Regions from separate parts of the Homo sapiens genome. Here region 1 is linked to region 2. The links are chromatin loops, found by intact Hi-C in ENCODE. Cell type or tissue: HepG2. All regions are shown on one strand. Links, peaks and the distances in the headings refer to the core of each region. The heading gives the core; the rest is flanking DNA. Region 1 has its middle 34 kb from the start of CYP24A1. Region 2 overlaps LOC105372675 (a long non-coding RNA gene).

What was found. A loop is a pair of places that touch in the nucleus more often than their neighbours do. Peaks named below come from ENCODE experiments on the same cell type or tissue, not always from the same donor. Only the 100,000 strongest peaks of a DNase experiment are listed, where the experiment ranks them.
Region 1: a loop joins it to region 2, with 5 times the contacts of the local background. A loop is called at or near these places in 6 of 110 quality-filtered maps.

The regions. Positions count from the first base shown.
Region 1 is chr20:54,135,001-54,145,197 of GRCh38, reverse strand. It overlaps a transcript of CYP24A1 not described here. Among named protein-coding and RNA genes, the nearest start is that of CYP24A1, 34 kb to the left of the region's middle. RefSeq lists an enhancer at 5,047-6,246. In HepG2, for the core only: no CTCF peak of the experiment used is centred there; a DNase peak (open chromatin) is centred at 4,057.
Region 2 is chr20:54,189,089-54,199,285 of GRCh38, reverse strand. LOC105372675 (a long non-coding RNA gene) reads right to left here. Exons shown (of 4, transcript XR_936882.4): 3 at 9,887-9,926; 4 at 9,434-9,691. Among named protein-coding and RNA genes, the nearest start is that of PFDN4, 14 kb to the left of the region's middle. In HepG2, for the core only: CTCF peaks have their summits at 3,529 and 4,460; DNase peaks (open chromatin) are centred at 3,005, 3,575 and 4,345.

The DNA.
Region 1 (10,197 bases), core at 1,023-9,022, 54 kb after region 2:
GTGACCTGGAAAAAAATTCATATTAAGACTTTAAGAGTGTAGAAATGCCGGAAGAGCTTAAAATAGTTAACTTATCAACTAACCTAGAATGAATTTAGGATAAGCTATTCTAGCATACTTTTTGCTGGAAACAGAAAAAACAAAAAATTAGAAAACAACTTCGTTTGAAGACACAACAATTCTCAACTGTAAGGGTCAATATCAAACTTCTTAGGTAATAAATGATTATGGCAGTTATTCATATTTTGGCAGGTCCAATGAAATAACATTTTATCTCCAAATTTCTGAATGACTTTCATCAAGAGATCTTGGAATTGTTACAATGATCTTCTAAACTGAACTGGGTAATTTGCCTTCTTTTCCTATTTTCAAAAGTTTTTAGATTATCAGTACTGTAAAATTAGTTGAAAAACTCACCTATAAAAGTATACCAGTATGTACAGGTCTGGCTACATAATTTGCAGGGCCAAGCACAAAATTAAAAGGAGGGCTTCTTATTAATATATACTATAATTAATTCTATAATATATATTAATATATTAGTTAATAATATGTTACTATATTTTCATAATATAATTAACAGTTGATAATGTAACATATATTATAATTTATATATGGTAATATAACAAACTAATAATTTTAAGGCCAGGTGTGGTGGCTCACACTTGTAATCTCAGCACTTTGGGAGGCTGAGGCTGGAGGATCACCTTAGCCCAGGAATTCCAGACCACCCTGGGCAACATGGCAAGACTTCATCTCTACAAAAACTTCAAAAAAAAAATTAGCCAAGTGTGGTGGTGCACACCTGTGGTCGCAACTACTAGGGAGACTGAGGTAGGAGGATCACTTGAGCCCAGGAGTTTGAGGCTACAGTGAGCTGTGACACTTGAGCCCAGGAGTTTGAGGCTACAGTGAGCTGTGATCATGTCACCGGACTCTAGCCTGTGGGAAGAGTGAGACCTTGTCTAAAAAAAAAAAAAAGAAAGAAAGAGAAAAAGAATTTTAAGATAGTAGCAGCAAAGAATTAAACCCAAAGCCAGCAAAGAATTAAACCCTGAGCAAGGTACTTCTAAGCATGGGGCCGCCATGTGACTACCCAGCTCAGGTCCCCACCGATGGAGCCAGCGCTGGCACAGGCCTGCAGATGTTTGCCACCACTTCAGTTCCTTCATGGTTACTGGTTTATTTAGATTTTCTTCTACTTTCTGTGTCAGTGTAAGTAATTTACATTTTTTTCTAGAAAATTCTCAATCTCACTTAGACTTATAAACCTATTGGCACATAGTTGCTAACTGTATTCACTTACGATTTTTTAAAACATCTATAATTGTAGAAGTTTTTGCTTTATTCTTAGGATTTTTTTTTTGCTGTCTGTATCTCAACAAAAGCCTGTTTTTAGTTTTTTCAAAGAACAAAGGTTTGGCTTTTCTTTTTCCATATCATTAGTTGATGCTTTGATTTCTATTTTTTTTTACTTCTATTTTCTTTTTGTTTATCCTTCTTTTTAATCCTGGATCTCTATCACCTTAGAATTAAAAGTAGGGCTTGGGTGATGGGTACACCAAAATCACCATTAAAGAACTTACTCATGTAACCAAATACCACCTGTTCCCCAAAAACCTATGGAAATAAAAAATAATAAATTAAAATATAAATAGGATTTGGAACATTTCTCTTTATATATTACTTGTTTAAAAGACATATTTTTAGTTCCAAAATTATGGATGCAAATCATATGAATTAGGAAGGATCAAGAGCCTGGCAATGAGAGAAGACATTATCAGTTCCAGCCACAACTGTTCATGATAAGCTGTCTGCAACATGTTGCCACAGCTTCCAAATTCATACAGACCCATTCCAGGGGATAAGTGCCATTAACCTCACAATTGCTTGCACACATGAATATTGCTTAAGGGCAAAAATTTCACTGTAAATATAAACGAAAAATAAATTTAAGAAAATAATCATCTTAAAAAGCGTGATGTGAATTATTGAATTCACAGCTGTGAGTAGTGAACTGCCAATAAAACTTCATTTACAAAAACAGGTGGTTAGCCATCATTTGCCAATTGGATTTTTAAAATATTATATAAAAATATTTACCCTAACAGTACTGAGATTTTTGGCACTCTGCTAAATTTTGCCCCCAGAATGAGTGCCTCACTGGCTCTGGTGAGACAGCTGCACAGGCAGCTGGGAGATCGCTGAGTTCCACCAAACGCCACCTTGCAACTTAAATAATTCTAATCCCAACCTCAGCAAAATGCCAGAAGATCACAAATCATGGGCTTTGAGACTCATTCCCAAACCTTTAAATGGCAAAGATGTGAAACAGAAAAACAGAGTGATTTGAGTTGAAAAAAAAAAAACTCACTCACTCATGTAATCATAACAACTATTTCTTCAATGAACATTTGTAGAGCGTTTACCATCAGCCACTCATTGTGCTAAGCACATTACATTGTTATCTCTTGTAATTTCCATAGCAACCGTATCAAACAGGTGCTCCTGTTGTTCCCATATTTTAAAAATCAATGCTTAGAGATGTTACTTGGCTAGAAAGTGGCAGATTTGGGCTTCAAAGTCAAGGCTTCCTTAGGCTATACTCTCAACAGGTACTCCATCAAATGGCTTGTGACTCTATTAACTAAGCAAGATGCTTTATTCTGCAAGTCTTCATTTCTCCACAAAATCAAAAAGCATATCCTTCACCATTCTTCTTGTACTCACCGGAATACAGGAAAATAAAATGAAGCCATTCGGTGTAGATACAACGTAAGGTACTTATATTAGTTTTCTGCTGCTACGTAAGAAATTACTAACGACTTTATGACTTAGAAGAATGTATCACATACAACAGGGGTCACCAACCCCCAGGGCACAGACCAGTACCAGTCTGTGGCCTGTAAGGAACCGGCCACATGGCAGGAGATGAGCTGCAGGCAAGCGAGCATCACCACCTGAGTGCCGCCTCCTGTCAGATCGGGGCAGCATTAGATTCTCATGGGAGTGTGGACCCTATTGTGAACTCCACATGTGAGGGATCTCGGTTGTTGCTCCTCATGAGAACCTAACTAATGCCTGATGATCTGAAGTGAACAGTTTCATTCTAAAACCATCCCCCACCACCCCACCATTTGTGGAAAAATTGTCTTCTATGAAACGAGTCCCTGGTGCCAAAAAGGTTGGGGACCACTGGTCTACAACTTCTGAGGGCCAGGAATTTGGGTGTGGCTTAGCTGGCTAGTTCTGGCTGGGAATCTCTCATGAGGTTGCCATCTAGGTGTCTGCGTGAGCCGCTTTCATCTGAAAGCTCAACCGAGGCTGGAAAATGCCCTTGCAAGATGCCTCACTTAGGTGACAGACAAGTTGCTGACTGCTGTTCAGGGAGCCTTAGTTCCTCACCACATGGACCTCTCCATAGGGCTGCTGGAGCTTACTCACAACACAGCTGACTTCCCCAGTGAGAGAGATGAAAGAAAGAGAAGCATTCCCTCCAGATCAGGGTGTCTTAACCTCAGCACTAGTGGCATTTAGGGCCAGATAATTTTTCATCGTAGGAAAGCTGTCCTGTGCACTGTAGAATATTTCACAGCATCCCTGGCCTCTACCTACTAGATTCCAATAGCACCCTCTTTCAGATGTGACTACCGAAGATGACACCAAACATTGTCAGATGTCCCCTGGGGGATGATATCACCCTCAGTTGGAAACTACTATTCTAGATTCCTCTTTCACTAAAATTTTTCTCAGCTGGGCTATGTTAAAGTATCCTGCAAACTCCACTTATTGAAATGGGAATTTTAAAAGCATGTATTCATTCCACAAACATGTATTGTCTCTTTGGAGACCTATATACACAACGTAAAAATTGCCTACCCTGACAGTCATGAACTTTCCAAGATATGTAGGAATGGGTTACTAATTGTTGGAGATTAAAATCTGCACTATGGATTAGCAATGGAACAAAGAATTGGCTTGCTGGGCCAGATTATGAACGACGGGAGCAATTGGGTTCATTGTAACAAAAGGGTACAGTTTATAGAATGCATTCCATTTACCCAATTCAGAAGGAATTTTACCTGTCTTTGAAGCAAAGCTTAAGGAATGTATAAATTTCCATTCCAGTGTTGAAATTGTTTTGGGGATCGACTCATTACTAAAATATTTGCCTCGCAATTCAGACAGTTCCCATGGATTTTGTATCACCAGTCAGAAAGTCAACTGAGAAAAATGACTTGTGGTCATGATATTACTGTTCAAACCATGTTGTTGGTAATTCAGTTTTAATAATGGCTTTGGGAAACATGTTTGCCTCAACAAGTTAATGTATTTTTATTTATTATTAAATAACAAGGAATCTGTTGATTAATGGGATGTGCGTGTTAGGGGAGGAAAAAACAGGATCTTTCCTCTGCCCACCACTAAAGCAATTCATTTGAATACATTGATGGAAACCGTTCAAATTTCTAGTAGTTTCTGACAACTTAGAGAAAGGTAAAGTGCCAAGCTGAGTAATAAGGGCTACACACTCAGCATAGATGTTGACATAAATTTTGAACACTGTGAGAGCTGGTGCTCACATAGTCTTGTTCTCAGCTCCTTTGCTAGAAGCTAGCCTAATGCCCGGCACATAGTAGATGCTCAAAAATCTCAGCTGAATAATGAATGTTCTTTAAAAGTTCATTCATCTCATTTCCTAGAAGACTCACAAGAAATGAAATTCTGGAATAGATTTATACCTGTTTCTTACCCTCCACCATGTTCCAAATAATCTCTTCACACCTTTTGCTATAAATACCTGAATCATCAGTTCATTCATTGACTGTGAGAATTGATTAGATTTTGCGCTGTGATTGAACTTCGATGCCTCTGCCGAGCTGGCCCAGTGCTTGACTCACACGGCTCATGTAAGGATGAACGGTGAGCCTGCCAAATTCTACCAAGCTCAAGGGGAATTTTTTATTACAGGTCGAAGCATCTGGCATCCTAGTTATGCATGACCAGGGCTCAACAAGACCACCAAGTTCACTGTTCCTCCAACCTAAGCCAATTGTATGCTTGACCTCTCAGGAGTGTTAAGAGTGTCACCAAACTTTATGAAACACTTCAAGGAGTAGCTGTGCTCTGTATTACTAATAAAAGGAGTAATAGCAAAGGGAGTCATTGATAATATATACTGAGAATTGTTATGCTACCTATTATGGCTAAGTTTTTTATAAGCAGCATCTCACTTTAATCTTCACATTAATCAAAGCTGTGAGGTATGATTATCTCCATTTTTGAGATGAGGAGACAGAGGCTTAGAGAGGTTAAGAAACGTCTCACAGGTCACAGAGGCAATAAGAGGCAGACCTGGTCTTTGAACCCAATATTCTTTTTGACCCTGGAGCACGGGCTTACAACTATGATGATTTATGTCCCTAAATGAGTATCTGAAAACAAACAAACAAACATCAAAGTAGCAAACATTAGGTAAGTTTGAGTTCAAAGGTATGGAAAAACAAGCTGTCTTGATTTACTGATACAAGCAATCCTCACTTTAAATGGTACTGCATTAACGAAAACCCCCGCATACAGGAACCGCTCTCTCACTTAGCACAGCTCCATGGCGCTGTGGTCTCAATGTTGGTTTCCCCCAAAATTCATATGTTGGAGCCTAATACCCAATGTGACAGTGTTAATAGATGGGACTTTTGGGAAGTGATTCAGTCATGAGTCATAACCCCTCATGAATGGGATTAGTGCCCTTATGGAAGGAAGCCCAAGGGGGCTCCCTTGCCCCCGTCACTATGTGAGGGCATCTTTGAAGCAGGGAACAAGCTCTCAGCGGACACTGGATTTGTTGGTGCCTTGATCTTGGACTCCCCAGACTCCTAAGCTATAAGCAATAAATCTTGGTTATATACAAATGACCTAATCTAAGGCGTTTTGTTACAGCAGCCCAGATGAACTAAGACACATGATGAAGCGGTCAGGCGTCAGTCACCACACAACTGTGCACAGTGCGTTCCAGTCTGCATGGATTTCAGGTATGCACAAAGCAAGAACGAAGTATACGAAACGGAAGAAAACCAGGGTGCAGTTCACCCAGGGGCATCTTCATCATCTCACCACGGAGTGGAAGGCATGGTATAACCAGCTAACAAAAAGTTCTCACATCTGAGATGGGTTGGCTGTCTGGAAGCTGATTCTGGTTTTGATTAGATTTCTCCTTTTAACTTCCATTATTTGCAGAAAATACCCTAAAAATAATTGTACCCAAGCATATGTCTACCTGCAACCGACTTTGTGATTCATCCCATTATATTTTGTATGTGGTTCTTATGTTTCCAGAGAGCCACAGTACATCACTGCATAATAATTGACTATTATTTTGAAGATGCACACACACATACACATACATACCCACTCAATTTTACGTATTCACTTGCTGACTTATTTTTCATAGAAGTTTGATTTTCCCTACTCTAATATTTGTTTTGTAACTTCGATACCATGCACTTCCTCCCACAGTTAGCTACTAGGAATATAAGGACTAGCAGCTACCAGATTATTATAATAGTCACCTAAGTCAGAGGTCAAAAAACTACCAGCTAAATTTGTACTGCACCCATATTTGTTTTGACTTTCATAGTATTCCCTTTACACAAAGCATGTGTCTCCAGTTTGTCACAGGCCCCTAAACTGTAGACATTTTTTTTTACCCTGAGCCTACTTGATTGTGTTTCTTGCCCACATCTGTAGATATTTGATTTTGCAAACAAGGCTTAATCAAGCATTATTAAGAAGTAAGTTTGTTGAACAAATCCCAAAATATTAACCAAAGAAAAACATTAAAGCAGATGGGAATTTTTTTTAAAAAAAAAAAAAAGAAGAAGAAGTCAAAAGTGTAGAGGAAAAATGAGATATTTTCTTTCTTTACTAAGAAGTTTATTATAAAATTTTTAATCCATGTAGCATAAATAATACACAGAAAGGCAAGCTACTTTCTGTCATAGGTATGGGTAAATTTTTGGAGCCCCTCTTTTATATTAGCTTATTTGAAAAGTCAGTGTCTTAGAAACTCAGGTTAAAACAATGCAGGGATGGATTAATCTAGTTATTCATTTTTGCAATTAGCCCTAAAATTTCAGCTGCTTTTTATTTTGAAAATTAACCACCAAATTATGGGTGGTTCTGCTTTGATTTTTATAACAATTTTCATAACAATTTTAAGGATTACATTGAATTTTCTCCTTTTGAAAGTCTTTGAATCAATCTGTTTTTCTGATATTAAACTGAAAATGAAGCAAAAATGAAGATGGAAGTGGAATGTGAAGAAAAAGAAAGAGAAAAAGTAAAAATGGATAGGAAGGAAGAGAATGAAAATGGAAGAGAAAGAAGGAGAGAGAAACAGGGAGTTAACACATTAACTGACAAAGAAATATTTGCTCAACACTTACTATGTGCTGTATACCATGCTAGGAGCTAAGGAAGTGTTCATCAGTAAACAAAGTCGTGGCTCTCTTGAAGTTTATACTTTAAAGAGGTAAGGGAAAAAAACAAATAAATATAAAATGTTCCTAGCCGTGATAAGCGTTATGAAGAAATAGAAAGTGGGTAAGGAAATGGAGAATATTGGTGGACAGGGATTGCTATTTTAGCTAGAGTGGGCAGGAAAGTCCTCTCTGACAAGGAGACATTTGGGCAGAAACCTGGATGAAATGAGGGAGCAAACCATGTGGATACCTAAAAGAAGGGCATTCCTCATTAAAGGAACAGTGAATGCAAAGGCCATGAGGCAGAAAGCACAGTTGGCAGGGTAAAAAAGGAACCAGGATGCTCGCGTGACTGGAGTGGAGGGAATACAGGAATAAGTGGTACAGGATTCTGTCAGAGGTGGCCAAGAATGCACTCATGGGGAGCTTTGAAGGCCAACGAAATGAGCTGGCATTTTATGCTTATCAAGAAGGGAAGCTATTGGTGGATTTTGAGTTACATGTTCTGGTTGCTGGGTCCGGAATGGACTAGAGGTGGGCAAGAATAGAGATAGGGAAACTAACTGGGGGATGATTATAATAGTCCAGGCGAAGGTGAATCAAGGCTTGCTCCAGATTGACAATGATGAAGATGGTGATAGATGCCTGAATTTGGGATGTATTGGGGAAGTAGAGCAAAGAGGATTCATTGATACTTGTATGTGAGACATGAGAAAAAGAGACAGATAATTAAGGATGATGCCAAGGGTTTAGCTTAAGCAACTAGGATCATGAATTTGCCATTTTCTGAGACAGGGAAGACAAGAAAAGAACTAGGATATGCACGAAGGATCATCATGAGGTCAGTTTAGGGCATAAAATATTGAGAAGTCTATCAGGCATTTGAGTAGAGAGGAAGGATTAACATAATATACAAGCCTGGCATTAAAGAAAGAGGTCAGGAATTGTTAGTGTATGTAGATATGGATGGTATACAGCCGCAAGGCTGGGTGACATCACTCAAGGCATGGAGCATCTAGAGACGAGTTTCAAAGACTAAACCCTGAGAAGCAATGGCCAGTGAGATGGGAGATGAAGCAAAAGAGAGTGCTGTCCTCAAATTAAGTGAAGAAATGGGTTCAAAAAGGAAGGAGTGGCCTACTGTGTCAAATGACACAGTTGACAGGTCAAGTAAGACAAGACTTGAGAGCTGCCCATTGAATTTGATAATATATAGAGTGCTTTTGGCCATAACCAAAGAGATGTTGATGGCATGGTAGGTTAAAGCCTTATTGAAGTGAGCTTCAGAGAAAGCAAAGGGGAAGGAGTAGAGCCATAGAGTAAAGACAATTCTTTTGAGTTCTGTAAATAAGATAAGTGGGATCAGCAAGTTTTTTGTTTCTTTGATTGGTTGGTTAGCTTTTATGATGGGGGTTATTAGATCCTGCTTCTATATGATGGGAATGATCAATAGAAAGGGAAAAATAGATAATGCAGGGGGAAACAGGTACAATTGCCGAAAGATCCATTTGGCTGGTGGAAAGGAATGGGATTCAGCATACAAATGGGAAATTAGTCTAAGCTTTTGGGTTGAATTGTGTCCCCCATCTACCTTCCCCCTTACAAAAAATGTTGAGGTCTTAACCTCCAGTCCCACAGAATGTGACCTTATCTGGAAATACAGACTTTACAGATGTAATCAAGTTAAAAGGAGGTCACTGGGGTAAGTCCTAATCCAATACGATCAGAGTCCTTATAAAAGGAGAAATCTGGATACCAGGACAGACGCACATACAGGGAAGACTATGGGATGAGCACAGGGAGAAGATGGCCATTTGCAAGACAGTTAATGCCTAAGCCACCAAAAAACAGAAAAAAGACCTGAACAGATCCTGCCCTAGCGTGTTTAGAGGGAGTATAGCCCTACTGACACCTTGATTTTAGACTTGTACCCTCCAGAACTGGGAAACAGTACATTTATGTTGATCTAAGCCATCCAGTTTGCAGTATTTAGTTATGGCAGCCCCATGAAAGTAATTGATATGATTTGACTATGTCCCCACCCAAATCTCACCTTGAATTATAACTCCCACAATTCCTCCATGTTGTGGGAGGAAACCAGTGGGAAGTAATTGAATTATGGGGGCAGGTCTTTCTCGTGCTATTCCTGCAATAGTGAATAAGTCTCATGAGATCTGATGGTTTTAAAAACGGGAGTTTCCCCGCACAAGCTCTCTCTCTTTGCCTGCTGCCATCCACATAAGATGTGACTTGCTCCTCATTGCCTTCCGCCATGATTGTGAGGCCTCCCCAGCCATGTGGAACTGCTGGGTCCATTGAACCTCTTTCTCTTCCCAGTCTCAGGTATGTCTTTATCAGCAGTGTGAAAATGGACTAATACATTAAAACACATACATAGAAGCAAAAGCTGACCATCTGTAGTGACAGGTGAGAAGGTAGAGTATATGGGTATAGCTGGGTTGGTAATTTGTTGGTGGAAGTATGTAGAATTGTTCTTCTGATAGCTTCTATTTTACTTTGGCCAAGAATGAGACCAGGTATAAAAGAGATGAAGATATGGGAAAGTCACCCTAGGAAAAGAATAAATTGCCTAGAGGCATGTAGAAGGATAGTCAGACAGCACTAAGGTTTCATTTGATGTCTGTGGTCATGAACTTAAAATGAGTTCACTCAGCATGTTGGTATGCTTTTCAATGGGTTAGATGTTAGCGCCATG
Region 2 (10,197 bases), core at 1,256-9,255:
CAAGAATGGGATTGGGTCTCTTATAGAAGGGCTTGAGGGAACGAGTTTGTGTTGGTCCATTCTCCCACTGCTATAAAGAACTGCCCAACACTGGGTAATTTAGAAAGGAAAGAGGTTTAATTGACTCGCAGTTCCACATGGCTGGGGAGGCCTCAGGAACCTTACAATCATGGCGGGAGGTGAAGGGAAAGCAAGGCACCTTCTTAACAGGGCGGCAAGATCAAGAATAAATGCAGGAAGAACTACCAAACACAAAACCATCAGACCTCGTGAGAACTCACTCACTATCACGAAAACAGAGTAGGCGAAACCGCCCCCTTGATTCAATTATCTCCACCTGGTCTTTCCCTTGACACATGGAGATTATGGGGATTACAATTCAAGATGAGATTTTGGGTGAGGACACAGCCAAACCATATCAAGGTTCATTCTCTTCTGTTCTTCTACCATGTAAGGACATAGCATTCTGCCCTGCAGAGGACACAGCAACAAGTTGGCATCTTAGAAGGAGAGACTGGACCTCTCACCAGCCATTAAACCTACAGGTGCCTTGATCTTGGATTTTCCAGCCTCCAGAACTGTCAGGAATAAATCTCTATTGTTTATAAATTACCTAGACTCAGGACTTTAGTTGTAGCAGCATAGACTGACTAAGACACAAGCTTTCCTCAAACGCACCCATCTCCCAGACAAGAGCAGCATCCGCTGCCCCCTAAAGCAGCTTTCTACGCCTCCCTGGTATATTCCCTTTTGAATTCTGTGTCCCTGTTAAACTGAGAGCACCAAAGGAAACAGATCATGCCTGTTTTCTTCATCTCTGTTGTTGCGGCACCAACAGGAAAGTAGGTGCTTAACAAATGTTAACTAATGAATAAATCAATGCATGAATAAATAAGTGATAATGTATTTAGAGATTAATACAGTAATATATAATACAGCGTAAGCTGTTGAGGAATTCACTCCACTACAATGTACAAGAGTCCATAACTTATTGCATTCTTTTTGTTTTGTTTTGTTTTGTTTTTTGGCTAGGCCTAGTACTTACGCAAATTGTGATCATGTGGACTCATTGTTCGAGCAACACTCCTTTCTTCAGCAGATGGCACTGTGACCCCAAAATCTGGCATGTTATTTTTCTCTCTGCAACTCCTGAAGAATTGTCTACACGCTGCAAAGCAAGATGACACAAACCCAGGAAACCACTGCCTTTGGGCCAAAGTAGAATCATCTTTTGCTAGTTTGAATTCTTAACCGAATTTTTACCTGGCTAAAAGTACAGCATTTTTAAAAGCCCTTCAACGTATACAATGTTTTTAGACCTTTATAAAACAGACCATTAGTTAACCAACCCTATAAAGGAGGTAGTATTATCATTATTACACACAGATGGTATAACTGAGGCAAGAGTACGGGACATAATGTGCTCGAGGACACAGAGCTAGAAACAGTAGAGCTAGAGTTGAAACTGGCACCTCTTGCATTCCATGCTCTTAACCTTACATTACATTGCAACGGAAATGGAAAGAAAGGGAAGGGTGGGACAGAGATTGCAATGGAGGAATGAACATAACTTGGGAACTCCTAAGTTATGAGTTATTCGCAAGGTACAGAGAATAAAAAATAACACAAGAATTTTACTTCTTGTGAAAAGAACAAATTACAGAAGCTATTTTTGACAATAGTGAGTTTTTTTAGCTTATCCTTAAAGTAAACAAAAGTTTAGAGTTAATCATAACATATGTATACTATTATTTTTTAAGTTGTTCCTGCATCCAATGGTGACATAAACACATTGGCTCCAATAACAGAATGAGATTTCATTTCCAGGTAAAGATGCTACCTCGAGGCAAATTGAATGCTCAAATCTTTCTACAGGTAAAATCTTGTTTTAATAAAAGGCACTTCCACGTTTGTGTTTACACAATGAGCCTCTTCCCATATTCGGTCAGGTGTTATCTGAGCATACTGAAGGAGAGCTGAGGTCCTGGCTACGATGGATTCCATTTGACCTAATAAATGTTGAATTGCCAATGTAATCAGTGATTCTTGTAGCAGTGTAGGACATGGATCCTAGGAGAAGATTTCAGTACTTTGCGAGCTACCACTTGCTAAGCTCCGGAAAAGCTGTCTGCGAAGACATGAGGAGGAGGGGCAGTCCCTAAATTGTCAATGGCCTTAAAAAGAGGCTGTATTTCTCTTAAGCATTTAATATATACTTTGGGTTCTTAAATTAATTTTGCAAATTAATTCAGTTCAAACTATAGGTATAATTTTCATTTTGTAGGTGGTGAAAGGAGGCTCAGGACAATTGGGTAATGCCTCTAAGTTTCTATACCTTATATAACTGTTATCTGATAAAATAAGGATACAAATCGTAGTTATTCTCATCTACACTGTATTTTCCCATACCCATAAAAATTAAATATTATACTTCTCAAAAAGAATCCTGCCTCACTTCCTTTAGAACTAACTTTGTTCAAACAAATTTTAGTACCACCCAAGTAATTATGCTATCTAGTTATGTTTGTGAAACAAGTCTACATGTATTTTTTGCATAATTTGACAAGATATATAGGACAACATAGCAATGAAAACTTTTCTCCTTTTTATTTTAAGATCCCACTCCCCAAAGGGGGGGAACTGTATTAAAAGCACTTGAATAATGCATACATAGGGAATTAATCTATATAATGCATTATTTTAATAGGTTTATATCCAACTGTAACTCATCATTACAGACTTTATTTTGTAATAATCTCTTTGCTGATGGGGAATGGGAAGCAAAATTGTATTTATCAGACTCCACATTTGATTGGCTGCCCAAGAAGAATTAGTTCTCCTGAACATGTGGTGCTTGCCTCCCGACACCCATTTCGTGCTCTTCTGGCAATAGCCCTGATTTCAATGTGAGGACCCTCCCCTTCCTCCCTATCAGTCCATGTGATCTGGGTGGACTGTCATACCACCTTAGTGGTGGAGCCTGAGAACAGCCGTCAGCCATTCAGCAACTCATGGTCACATGACTGTTCAGGAATAAGCACAGAACCAAACTGAGGCCAATCAGAGCCTCAACTTCTGATTCCAATGGGAGCCAGAAGCCCTCTCTTCCTATTTGCTGTGAAGCTGTAGAAATGGCAGTTCTGGCATAGTGGCTGGTATCTTGCCATATCAGGAGCGAACTCATTTAAAAACGGAACCAACACAGAAGTGAAACTGAGGAACAGGGAGAGATAAAACAGGGCCTGATAGAAAGCATTCCCCTAGTCACACTGAGAGCTCAGCTAGCTGTCCCCTTGAACTTTTCAATGACTTGAGTCATTGAATTCATTTGCTTAGGAAAGTTTGGTTTAGTTATCTGTCACTTAAAATCAAAAGAGTGCTCACTGATGCGTCACGGCTACATTAACGTCTGGACAGAGCCTGAGACGAGGGCTTGCTGCAGGGAGTTCATGGTGGGAAGGGATCTGGGGAAGCTGGAGGAAACGTGAAAAAGGTGAAGATAGGAAGCTGTTCCAAGGGCTGCCACTGGGCTGATGACCCTGTGGGCCGCTGGAGCTTGCTCCTCCTGCAAACCCTCTGGTCTCCAGCACCTGTCCCTCAGAACTGTCCTCACTACAGAGACAGCATTTATCCACCCAGCCCCATTCAGCCAAGGGTTGCCCCGGTAGGTGTTACCTCTCCTGCACTTTCAGGTTTGGTCTTGCGCTAGATGGCTGCAGGTGCTGCCTGTGGCCAGTAGAAAAGCCCCAGGACATGAGGTACTACTGAGGTCAGGTTCACCTGGCCACAGCTGTTTGTCAACTTAATGCCAGAGCAACAAGATAGGTCAGGAGGACATAAGACAAGGCATCAAAGACGTCCAATGCTATTAAAATTCATTAGCATCACTGCACATTTGTTCCCTAAGATTAGACTTTATACATTTTGATAAAACTGGACAAGAACAGGGTTGAATCTGATGAAGCCCAACCAGGACTTAAATATTGATGTCTTTCACACACGATACTTACGACCAAATAAGTCCCCTTAAGGGAATTTTCTGCATCAAAGTCTTGGCAAATTGTCCTGCTGCAGAACCGGGTCAGACCAGCTGCACATGGGGAGGAGAGTTTTCCCTTGAAGTAAACGGATGGCCCCTGCTGTTACTCATTGCTGGAAAAATCAGCCTGAAAACAGCAAATGAGAGCAAGAGAGACGAACCTTCGATTCCGGTAAAGGAACACTCTCACCTTGACCCAGAGTTTAAGGGTAGGGTAGGAACATAATCCTGGCCTTGGCCTCTGACTCATTCATGCAACACATAGTTATTGAATGTCATCAGGAGCAACCACAGACTGTGAGGCCCAGTGCAGAACGAAAACCCAAGGCCTCTTGTTCAAACACTATTAACAATTTCAGGATGGCAACAGTAGAGCACTGAGTCATGTGCAGGGATCTTCTGAGTGCAGGACCCTGTGTGACCACACGGGCTGCATGCCTGCAAAGTCCGTCCTGTCATCTAGGTGTCACTTACTGTGCTAGGTTCTGGGCATACACTGGCAAACAAAACAGATATGACACCCACACTCAAAAAGCTTAGAGTCTAGCCTGGGGTGTATACGGTTCCCTCCATCAGTCTCTTTCCCAGATATCTTTCACAGCATGAGCACTCGCTATAGCGAGTTTGATTCACTATATGTATATATATATTTATATATGTAATGTATACATAAATATCTAAAATATATATTTATTATATATACATATACACATATAATATTTATATATATTTGTTCCATTTGTTTATATATATAAATATAGATATTTATTATATATTTGTTCCATCCTTATTCTCTCTGGGGGCACTCACCCATGCTATGCCCTCTGTTCTCTATAACTATATAAACTAATGTTTATATATTTATATTATATAAATATATGTAGATAAAATAATAATTATATATTATATAAATATATGTAGATGATATATATATAATTATATATTATATACACATAAAATTTTTCATGCAACTTATTCCCTAAGGCTCTGGAGTGCAGCTGAAGAATCAGTGATTACATTGGCTATTCTAATGCAGGGGTTATTGGCTATTCTAACGCAGAGCTATTCAAATGTTATCTGGCAATTTTGAAGAATGTCAGAAGTGTCTCCAGGAAGCAGGCGGATCTCTGAGGGGCAGCTTCCTATGGGATTGTCTAGTATAAATTTAACTATCAGCATTAACTGGGATGTCCAAGAGAGACACCAAAAAAGTTAGATTTACCCACCTGTTTGGGAAAGAAAAAATGTCTAAGCAATTTGAGCATTAAGAAATTGAAAGCAAGAATGTTGTTCAGATAACCCACAGGTATTTGAATGATACTGGCTGAATATCACTCTGTTTGGGTCTATTTTTTGTCAACCAAACAACCATTCGTTGAGGTTAACTTACTTCAATGTTGAATGTTAACGCGCTCTTCCCTCCACAGGTTTTTACCTGTCATATCTAGAGTTTTCTAGGATGCCACACCATGTATTCCAGAATAAGTCTTTCTGCTTCATTGGCTCCAGGTTTTTCATGATGTCCTTCACCACCTCTGCCACTTTGCCAAAAACTTCCTATAAGACCTCAGAGACAAAGCTTGGCTGATGGGAGAATTAAAGGGAAGTTCAATCAGAGAGTAACAGATACTGAGCAAGCTTAGACTTGACCTCAAGCCATGGAAGAGGCATGTTTCTTGATTGTCTCGTGATCTTCCACCTCAGCAACAGGAAACTCCACCTCTAGCCCCGGAAGCTGTTCCAGGGTCTTTGTGCCAAACTGACTTCCAAAATCCATTGAGTCTTCACTTACTATCTGGGGATTGGTCTATTCCTAAAACGATTAGCCGTGGGAATGTGTAGGGTTTACGGTTTGGATCTGAGACCATAGGTCAATCACACTGTAATTCATATCAATCATTTTCTCAAAGTATAGTTGTCCAATTTTAATAAATGTCATATGGAAGGTTGTATTCTAGGTACTTTTAAATCTCTCCTTTCAAGGAATTCAATGTCTTGGAATCCAATGCTTCCGTTGGGTGTCTTTGCCTGCAAGAAATTGAAACTAATTTGAACTACTTTAAACAATGAATGGTGATTTGCTAAGCAATATATGGGGTGTCTTATGGAACCTTTAGCAACCAGGATTCTAGTTTTAGGAAATCAAGTAGATTCCTTCGTGTTGAGGCAATTGTACTTTTAAAACATTTCTGCAAATTCTTTGATATCCTCCCATCAAAAGCCTACTTCCCTTCCTTTGAATATGGACTTATCTGGTGAGTCCCCTCTAACCAAAAAAGTGCAGCAGAAGCAGAAGTTGCCATATGACTTCCAAGGTTGGGCTAGAAGAGGTAATCTAGTTTTACCTTGTTCTCTCTGGGGGCATTAACCCTTGGTGCCCACCTTTTGTGCTGCAAGGAAGTCCAGGCACCCAGCAGTGTTCCAATCAATGGTCCCTGCTGAGACCCCAGCTCTCAGCCAGTATCAACTGCCAGACTTGAGTGAGGAAGACTTAAGGTGAATCTAGCCCCGGTCACCAACTCTCTGCAACTGCACAGGAAACCTCAGTGAGGAGATGAGAGTCATCTCCCAGCATGATGAGGTATGATAATAATAAAAGACTGTTATTGTTTCACACCACCAAGTCTGGAGTGTGATATATAACCAGAGCACCCCGGTAGCAATCAGGACCCCAGTATCAACTACAGAAGTGGAAGGGCACCAACTCGCTCTTCCCACTGCCAGCAGCCAGAGGGTGGGTAGATGACCTGGCGTCGATGGATCCACGGCTCTTAATTCTTCACAGCAGGATCCTCTGGTGGGGGGTTCTGGCCATGCATCAGTGGTGGGTTTCCGTTTTGGAATCCTCCCCACACCCCAAGCTTGATCATCTAGCCACACTTTTGCAAGCCTTTGAATGCAATACAATCTTTATGGATGAGGATAGCCGGGCCAGTTTCTGTTGCTTACAACTAAAAAAAGTCCAAATTGCTACTTGATCAGAAAGTGCCTTTGGAAGAGATTGCAGATGGAAACCATTAGGACATCAGACCTTTGCCTCATTTCTCCTCTGTGCTGTCTGCTCAACTGCTTCAATCCTCTTTACCTCTGCAAACCACCTTCCTCTATTGGCTTTAGTTATGTGTGGAGCAAAAATGGTCTCCCCTAGCTTCTGAGATCAAGAGGCCAGATCAGACGGATGAGCTGGATTTTTCTCAAATCCCAAATCAGTGCTTAGGAGTAAAAGTCTGATTTTTTGTAAAATTTTTCTCAAATCCCAAATCAGTGCTTAGGAGTAAAAGGCTGATTTTTTGTATTTTCAGTAGAGATGGGGTTTCACTGTGTTAGCCAGGATGGTCTCGATCTCCTGACCTCGTGACCTGCCCGCCTTGGCCTCCCAAAGTGCTGGGATTACAGGCGTGAGCCACCACGCCCAGCCCATTTAGCATATCGTAATCAATGCATGTTTAATCCCTTCCTGCTTTTCTAGAGCTTCCATAAGTTACTTACTTCACGTGAAGCATTTCTGCTGCCTTTCACATCTGGCTTTTCACGCTCACTTGCTTGTCTTTCCTTGTGGGATTCTTTGAGCCGTGATTCCATTCCGGGAAGTTCTGTGTTGGAGACTGTAATTACTGTCTTATACCTGGCATGCCCCTGTGTGTACTTCACAAGATTGGCATGCAGCAGAGGCCACCATCTTATAAATGTCACGAATGTTAGTTTCTTGAAAGTTGGTTGACAGAATAGTAGAGGATAGAACAACTGGGATTGGTCTCTTGTGCCTTCATTTATTGTCCTAGTTATAAATTTCCTGGGGCCAAACATGGTGGCTCACGTCTGGAATCTCAGCGCTTTGGGAGGCCAAGGTGGGAGGGATTGCTTAGGCCAAGAGTTCAAGACCAACATCGGCAACATAGGGAAACACCATCTCTACCAAAAATACATATATTTTTAAAATTAGCAAGCATGGTGGCACGCCCCTATAGTCCCAGCTACTCCGTTGGCTGAGGCAGGAGAATTGCTTGAACTCAGGTGTTCGAGGCTGCAGTGAGCTATGATCATGCCACTGCACTGCAGCCTGGGCAACAGAGCAAGACTTTGTCTTTAAAAAATTAAAATAAAATATCCTTGTTCATTTTACCTGATTAGAGAAAAAGAATTGGTCTATTTTTTTTTTTCTGAGACAGAGTCTCGCACTGTTGCCGGAGCTGGAGTGCAGTGGCGCAGTCTCAGCTCACTGCAACCTCCACCTTCCAGGTTGAAGCAATTCTCCTGCCTCAGCCTCCCAGGTAGCTGGGATTACAGGCATGTGCCACCACGCCCAGCTAATTTTTGTATTTTTAGTAGAGACGGGGTTTCACTATGTTGGTCAGGCTGGTGTCCAACGCCTGACCTCGTGATCTACCCACCTTGGCCTCCCAAAATGCTGGGATTACAGGCGTGAGCCACCGCGCCTGGCCAAGAATTGGTCTATTTCTAGCCCTTGGGCTATACCCATTAAGAGAGCAGAGGCTCATAGAAGGATGCTGTAGTTGGGAATATGGTTGCAGCAACTTCAAAGAGTTGCCAACTTTTTACTTTGTTAAGGAAGTGAATGAAATCAAAGAAGCCTAAATCTAAAATTAACAACATAAAAGCAAAGACTTTATACCATAAAAGGGCAAGAATAGAATAAAAAACAATCATTTCCAATAAAGTTGTATGGATAAACTTTTCCAACTTTTAAAATCCCAGGCCACTGAAGCAGGAGAAAGCCCAGTGACCCTTTCCAGTGGGCCTGACTTTGGGATTCACTCCAGGACACCATCTACTTTTCCAGAGTGTGGAGTTTTAAATGGGGCCAAAGAACATATGGATTCCATTAGAATTCTTTCCTCCTGCAATCAAAGAAGGGAGAACCCCTTCTGGTTTCCTGCAGAAGACAGAACATGTTCTCACATCTGAGAACCATGTCCTCCTGTGCCAGGAAGTTTTGGCCAGAAGCGAAGCAGAGCCTTATATTACCTGCATATATGTGCCAGGCACCCTGCTAAGTAGGAATACACGCAACAACATTTCAAGACTGGTAATATTCTCTTTTTTTTCTTTCACCAATAAGAAAGCCAAGACTGGGAAAGGTAATGCCACCTGCTCTTAGTTATAGAGGCTGATACAATCTGGAGCTATGATTTGAATCCAAGATTCAATTGCTTAAGTCCACTCTCCAAACCATTGCTTTTCTCCTTAAAGATTTAAATAAGGATTTTGACAACCAGGTGACATACACATTTCATTTTAGAGAAAAATTATTCTATAAAAGATGCTAGTTTTATTTTGGACCCTAGACTTGAGACTTCAGAAAATATAAACGGCCCTTTTACCTGAGTCATGGTAATAGTCTTATTGAATAACACAATATCTGAGTCACTTGGATTCATGTAGGAAAAAAACACATGGGAAGTTTTATTTCTGATTTACTGGTTTTCAAATCAAGTCACAAGTTTGGGCATGAGGATAATATTATTTTTCTTGGCGAGATGAACTGATTATGAGTGTAATATAAGTAAAAGTGATGGGGTTGACACTCCCAGGGACATTTTCAAAGGTGAAACTATGGACTCATTCATCACAAGTCTTCAGAACTTGTAAAGAAAACTTCTTCCTGTGGCATTCCATAAAATGACGATTTATCTGAAAGATAAAAGATAATTTCCCTTTGCTATCATCTCTTCAGATACTTTTCAACATCTGAGTTTTATTTCTCTACATCCATATGCAGCCTTGGCCTTGTGTAGGTGGAGGTCTCATTGAGTTCCATGAATACTGAGACTCCTCTTCCCCTAAAAATACCTCCTGATCCACTATTGATGCCTCAACTTCTCTTACCAGGAATTTCACAGAGACAAGGCTTCATTTGAGGATACGCCTGTGAGAGAAACAGATTTTGAATGAGATCAATAAGGAATTTCAGATTATTTTATGAGAGGTGGTTTTGAGAAAAGAAAAGGTAAGTGAGCAAGTATGCATCAGAGGTGAGGATAATATGTTAATAGACGACATTTACAGTGTATTTACTACCAGCCAGGCACTGTTCTACATGCTTTATATGAATTAACTCATTTAACCATTTTCATAGCCTTAGGATGTAGGTATTATCAAAATCTATATATTTTATAGATGAAGAAACAGACACAGAG